2 separate regions of the Homo sapiens genome follow, and region 1 is linked to region 2. The links are chromatin contacts, found by Hi-C or POLR2A ChIA-PET in ENCODE. All regions are on one chromosome and are shown on one strand. Each heading gives the region's core, a stretch centred on a gene start or an enhancer-like site at or near the end of the contact. The rest is flanking DNA. Distances are from core to core; before and after follow the strand shown.

Region 1 (3,330 bases), core at 21-2,520, 120 kb before region 2:
TCAAAAGATGTTTAAAGTTCCTAAGTACGTAAAGTACCATAGTGGCAGAGTTAAAGACAAGCTACAGACTTAGACAATTCATATAATTTAAAATGTAACATTTATAAGTTACTAGAATAAACTGTTTTGCTTTTATCTTATTTAGTTCTTTGCCTTTTGGTGGGGGCTACATTTAATAATGGCATTTGCAGAGAGAGGGGAGTGGAGAAAAACCAGAAAGACCTGAAGAATTAGAGCTGGATGCAATGGCGCACACCTATAGTCCCAGCTACTTGGGAGGCTGATGGGTAGAATCACTTCAGTCCAGGAGTTTGAGACCAGCTTGGCCAACAGTGAGATCCAGTCTCTTAAAAAAAAAAAAAAAGTCAGCCGGGAGCAGTGGCTCACGCCCGTAATCCCAGCACTTTGGGAGGCCGAGGCAGGCGGATCACGAGGTCAGGAGATCGAGACCATCCTGGCTAACATGGTGAAACCCTGTCTCTATTAAAAATACAAAAAATTAGCAGGGTGTGGTGGCGGGAACAGGAGGCTGAGGCAGGAGAATGCAGTAAGCCGAGATCGTGCCAGTGCACTCCAGCCTCGGCGACAGAGCAAGACTCCATCTCAAAAAAAAAAAAAAAAAAAGAAACGTCTTGAAAAATTTACAAAGGATAAGACAAATGAGACCATGTCAAAGAAAGAGAGAGAGAGAAAAGAGGAAGTGAGATAAAGAAGTGAAGCTGGGCATGGTGGCTCATGCCTATAATCCCAGCACTGTGGGAGGCTGAGGCAGGAGGATCCCTTGAGCCCAGGAATTCAAGACCAGCCTGGGCAACATAGAGACCTTGTTCTCTACAAATAAAAAAAATATTAGTTGGTTGTGGTGGTGCATGCCTGTAGTCCCAGCTACTCAGGAGGCTGAGGTTGGAGGGTCACCCAAGCCTAGGAGTTCAAGACTGCAGTGAGCTGTGATTGCGCTACTGCACTCCAGCCTGAGCAATAGAGCAAGAATCTGTCAAAAAACAAAAAACAAACAAACAAAAAAAAACGAGGAGGAGGAGAGGAAAAAGGTGAAGGAGGAGAAGGAGGAGATGAAGAAAGAAGAAGAAGGAAGAATAAAGAAGGAAGAAGTGGAACAGAAAGTAAGGAGGGAGGAAGATGAGAGCTAGTAAGAAATGACTAAGTTTTTCTCTGAGCCAACAGCTGCTATGGTTACACATCTTTAATCACATAGTTGCCTACTGCCGCCAGGTGGTACACTGCTTTTCTTAATCACTTGTTGCCTTTGACAAGGCTGAAAGCAGTACTCTACAAGTTTCAAACTACACATTCCAAAAGGCAAATACATAGCTTTTTGAGTCTAGAAGAGAGGCAGACTGAAGAGGGCTGAGATTCAAGGAAACTCTAATTTAAGTCATATGAAATCAGTATTCCTTCTACCCCACCCTCAAAGAACTCCTTGTACTGATTCTGCCTAGTCTTTTGTTGTTGTTACTTTTTTTCCTTTTTAAAATAAAAATATCCTTTTGACTGCCTAGTCTTTTGAAATGTAAGTCTTTAACACTCTTTCATCATATTTCCTGATCTCCAGAGAGTACAGTAAGATTGTGTATGTACATCTGTATTAGATGCAAATCAATTAGAAAGTGTGTTACGGGAAGTCAGGGACCCTGAATGGAGGGACCGGCTGGAGCCAAGGCGAAGAACATAAATTGTGAAGATTTCATGGACATTTATCAGTTCCCAAAATTAATACTTTTATAATTTCTTACACCTGCCTTTACTGCAATCTCTGAACATAAATTGTGAATATTTCATGGACGTTTATCACTTCTCCAATCAATACTCTTATAATTTCTTATGCCTGTCTTTACTTTAATCTCTTAATCACGTTATCTTCGTAAGCTGAGAATGTATGTCACCTCAGGACCACTGTTGTACAAATGGATTGTAAAATGTGTGTTTGCACAATATGAAATCAGTGCACCCTGAAAAAGAACAGAACAACAGCGATTTTCAGGGAACAAGGGAAGATAACCATAAGGTCTGACTGCCTGCAGGGTCGGGCAGAATAGAGCCATATTTCTCCTCTTGCAGAAAGCGAGTAGGAGAAATATCGCTGAATTCTTTTCCCAGGAAGGAATAACCCTGGGGAAGGAATACATTCCTGGGGGTAGGTCTACAGACAGCTGCTCTGGGAGTGTCTGTCTTATGCAGTTGAGATAAGGACTGAAATATGCCCTGGTGTCCTGCAGTACCCTCAGGTTTACTAGGATTGGGAAATTCCAGCCTGGTAAATTCTAGTCAGACCATTCTCTGCTCTCGAACCCTGTTTCCTGTTAAGATGTTTATCAAGACAATGCATGTACAGCGGGACATAGACCCTCATCAGTAATTCTAATTTTGCCTTTGCCTGTGATCTTTACTGCCCTTTGAAGCATGTGATCCTTGTGACCTACTCCCTGTTCGTACACCCCCTCCCCTTTTTAAAATCCCTAATAAAAACTTGCTGATTTTGCGGCTCGGGGTCGCCATCATGGTCCTACCAATATGTGATGACACCCCTGGAGGCCCAGCTGTAAAATTTCTCTGTTTGTACTCTTTCTCTTTATTTCTCAGACCAGCTGACACTTAGGGAAAATAGAATGTATGTTGAAATATTGGGGGCTGGTTCCCCCGATAAAAGTGAAAAGGTGAGTGAATACTATGTATCTGAACAGTTAAATTTTGGCTCTGCTCAGGTCATATCACATTAGTTTTATAAAAGATTTTAGCTAAATACTGGTTTTCCAGCACATGTAAATGAATATGTAGCTGTCTACTCCTTTTCCTCTACTCATCCACACTCCTTTCAACTTTAATTTCTTTATTCCTGCCTGTATCTTTCCAGCAAGCCCTAATTCAGAAGTGGGAAGCCGTTAAGTACCATACAGTTAAATAAATTGCCCAAGGGCAGGGAGCTGAGTGGCTGAGTCATGGCCCATGGCTCTTCCTTATGTTAGACACAGGGAATTACCAGTACCTACAAAGAATTTTTTATAGCCAAGGAAAATTTTTATACAATTTTTTTTCCTTTTTAGAATGAGTAGAGAACTACTGAATGCCATTTATGCCATTTAAAGACAGTAAGAATGATTTTTAAAATATTGGCAAAAACTATTGTTGTAATCATTAGAAAAAAGCAGAGTATAATATTAAAGTATTATTTTCCCTGCTTATAATATTGAATTTACTTAGTTACATACTTATATTTAAAATCACACATAAATATATTTAATTTACTGCTGTTAAAACCATCAAAATAAAGTAGCAGTGAAAATTAAAGTATTATTTTTCCTGCTTATGTTTATT
Region 2 (3,439 bases), core at 526-3,025:
TCCTGCTCAGCCTTCAGAGTAGCTGGGATTACAGGTGTGCAGCACCACACCCGGCTAATTTGGTATTTTTAGTAGAGATGGGGTTTCTCCATGTTGGTCAGGCTGGTCTTGAACTACCGACCTCAGGTGATCCACCCGCCTCGGCCTCCCAAAGTGCTGGGATTACAGGCGTGAGCCACCGTGCCCAGCAGCAGCTAATTTTTGTATTTTTGGTAGAGAGGAGGTTTCACCATGTTGCACAGTTGTTTTCAAACTCCTGAGCTCAGGTGATCCACCTGCCTCAGCCTCCCAAAGCGTTGAGATTACAGGTGTGAGCCACCCACCCGGCTGACAAATAATTCTTAATTTGCTTATGTTTATGTTACTCCTATTAGGCTGACTTCTAACAATCAAGAATAATATTTTGTATGTTACAGGGAAATACAAAATTATACACAGTGAACTATAAACAAATTATTTGTTAGTTGATTTCTACTCATTACTCCAAGTATGGATAATTACACCACATACGAGGTCTACTGAACATTAATGAAGATAAAACTTACTTAAGCAAGGTCAAGGCTTTCCTAAAATATTTTTAAGTTCAACGGCTGGACTTGGCACTATTGTCTTCTGCCTATGTAAAGTGTTCCTTACACTATAATCAAAGGAAAGGCTAGTAGACAAGGAGTTTCTGACATCTCTGATACCTCTCTAGTTACTTGCAAAGTACAGGAGAGAAGTTGATTAGTTTATTCTTACCATTTTGATTGCAACTTCCAAACCAGTGTGAATGGACTCAGCTCTGTAGACACCAGCAAATGATCCTTTACCAAGCAGATTTCCAACTTTAAAATCCTTAAAAGTTAAAATTAAAGATTATGTGTGATGACTCACAGTAGAAAGGAAGATGGGAAGGGGCTGGAAAAAGAAGATAAAATGGATCGAGTGGGGAATTTGACAAAATTCAAGCGGGTATTACACCTCGATGCAGCAGGTGTCTAGGGTGGAAGGCATGTTGACTCCGTGCGGGGATACCTGCGCTTCCAGGCTGGACTGGAAGCTCAGGGTGATGGTGCACCCTAGTGATCTGGTTCCTCAACCTCAGTGCAGCCTAAGCGCCCTCCTCCCATCTCCAGCCAATCCCCGGGAGCGGAGGGCTCGGTCAGAATCCCGCCGCAGCTCCCGCCGGAGATAACCGCCATCCCCTTGGAGAAGTGGGAGGTAGCCCTGCCCTGCTCTAACGCGGTAGCTCGGGCGGGATTGCTGAAAGAAAGCCGCAGTGCCTCGGGACACTGCCGGGCGGGGAGGGACTCACCTGTCCCGCCTTCCCTACTCTTGTCTCTTGAGGGGCGGGCCGCTCCGCCCCTAAACAGCAGGGGTCTGGGCCGTTGGGACCCTCCCTAAGCACCTCGGTGCCCGCCCCGCAGCCGTTAGCTTCGTTCGCTCCCCTTCCCACAGCGGTCTCGTGTCCTCCCACAATTACTCCCACCCGCCCCGCTGCAGACTGCCGAGTCTTTTCACCTCGATCTTCTCCCCGATGCAGGTCGCCATATTTCCAGGCTCTGGCCTGGGTTCTCCGGATTAGCTTCCTTCACGCAGTCCCTTCGAGGCAGCGCTCCAAGCAGCCAGCCGGCCTTGGCGCCCATCAGGCTCGGCTCTCTAAACCGCCGCTCCAGGCGACGACGCTGAAACCACGGAAAGTTCTCCCTGACACCTTCCGAGGCCTGGGCGGTGCCTCTGGGCTCCCATTTTGAAAATCTCCCGCCGCTTGCCGTCCGAGCTAGGCTGGTGGTGACGTAACGAGATGGATCGCTCCGGATAGGCTGCGCCGGGGCGCGCATGCGCGGCAGACCTTCCTTTGCGGCCGGCCCAGGGTTCTAGACTTCGGGGCCAAGGGCCGGAAGCGCTGCGGAGAGTTTAGTTCGGGCGGGAGGCTGTCTCGGGCCCACTCTCGGAAGAACTTCTGCAAGACGGGTAAAAGAGCAGGCCTTAAAGATGGGACACTTATGGCTGATCGGTTACTTCACGGTCCGAAATACCACTTCTAATTCCGGAAAGGGTTTAAAACTATTTTAAAATGTCAAGCGTTTAAGACTTGACGGAACAGGGCAAAAAACATTACCTTCCTTTAAGGAACACCGTTTACACCACTACCGCTTATTCCGTAGTTTGTTATAACTGTAGTTAATGTGTACGGTACCTTAAGAAAACGAACTCCATTCTTTATTTTGGCAAACTCCTAAGTATTTAATATTATAATGTCATTTGTATAATAATTTACAGTTAGATCTCTCATACACATAATTTGTATGGATCAAAAGAGACCTCTGTAAGTTTGGGATGGTGTTTTGCAGGTGAGAAAAGTGTGATGCTTAAGGAAGGATATTTAACAAACAGAAGTAGCGCACAAACTTAGATCTTCTGTTATTAAGTGAAAGCTCTTTTCCTTGATGTTAGTGTGTATTTCTTTTTCTTTTTCTTTTTTCTTTTGAGATGGAGTCTCGCTCTGTCGCCCAGGCTGGAGTGCAGTGACTCGATCTCGGCTCACTGCAGCCTCCATCTCCTGGGTTCCAGCGATTCTCCTTCCTCAGTCTCCCGGGTAGCTGGGATTTACAGGTACGCGCCACCACGACTGGCTAATTTTTGTATTTTTAGTAGAGACGGGGTTTCACCATGTTGGCCAGGCTGGTCTCGAACTCCTGACCTCAGGTGATCCGCCTGCGTCGGCTTCCCAAAGTGCTAGGAATACAGGCGTGAGCCTCCATGCCCGGCCCATTTTTTTTTTTAAACTTTTTAGTTTCAAATAATTTTAAGCTTACAGAAAAGTTGTAAAAATAATAGAGAACTCCTGTTGTCCTTTACTCAGATTAACCAATTCTTAACATTTTGCCACACTTGTTTTTACTATTCTTCATGTGTAATATACATGTATAAATATATAAATAAGCCTATTATTTGTATTTTATGAATCATTCTAAAATAGGTTACATACACTATGCTCTTATACCCCTTATTTCTAAAGTGTGAATTTCTTAAGAACCAGGGTATCCTCTTGTATGTTTATCAAATTAAGGATATTTAGCATTGATACAATATTTATATTTAATCTAATCTACAGTTCATATTCCGATTTGTCAATTGTTCCAGTAATGTCTTTATTTAACATTTTTTCCTTCCAGTATAGATCTAGTACAGGATCACATACCGTATTTAGTTACCATATCTTTTTAATTTCCTTTAATATGGAAGAGTTCCTCAGCATTTGTATTTTTGTGACATTGAGATTTTTGAAGAGTGCAGGCCAATTATTTATCATTCGTTCATTTGTTCATTCCAGTATTACTGAGGTATAGTTGACAAAAATTGTATTTATTCAAGTTGTACAGCATGATGATTTCATATACATTGTGAAATGATTACAACAATCAAATTAACACATTGTCACCACTCTTAGGAG

What was found. A loop is a pair of places that touch in the nucleus more often than their neighbours do. ChIA-PET counts read pairs that join two places held with the same protein, here RNA polymerase II (POLR2A). Pooled maps may share reads with other maps.
Region 1: a loop to region 2 is called in a pooled map, with 8 times the contacts of the local background. The contact joins the enhancer-like site here to the promoter of PLK4 in region 2. A Hi-C loop is called at or near these places in 1 of 168 maps with a recorded cell type or tissue (PC-3), 5 of 37 single-sample maps with no recorded cell type and 10 of 50 pooled maps. POLR2A ChIA-PET finds 5 or more read pairs at or near these places in 9 of 52 experiments (B cell, GM12878, OCI-LY7 and 5 more).

Annotation. Positions count from the first base shown.
Region 1 is chr4:127,995,576-127,998,905 of GRCh38, reverse strand. All of the region lies in intron 4 of ABHD18 (abhydrolase domain containing 18), which reads right to left. Among named protein-coding and RNA genes, the nearest start is that of ABHD18, 32 kb to the right of the region's middle. RefSeq lists a silencer at 1,292-1,341. Within about 2 kb of position 1,270, at least 2 of the 41 ENCODE cell types and tissues checked have a DNase peak (open chromatin) inside an H3K27ac peak, as active enhancers do; they include B cell, where a contact is called at or near this core.
Region 2 is chr4:127,879,229-127,882,667 of GRCh38, reverse strand. PLK4 (polo like kinase 4) reads right to left here and starts at 1,775. Exons shown (of 16, transcript NM_014264.5): 1 at 1,504-1,775; 2 at 742-837. The coding sequence starts at 1,533. RefSeq lists an enhancer at 1,452-1,691.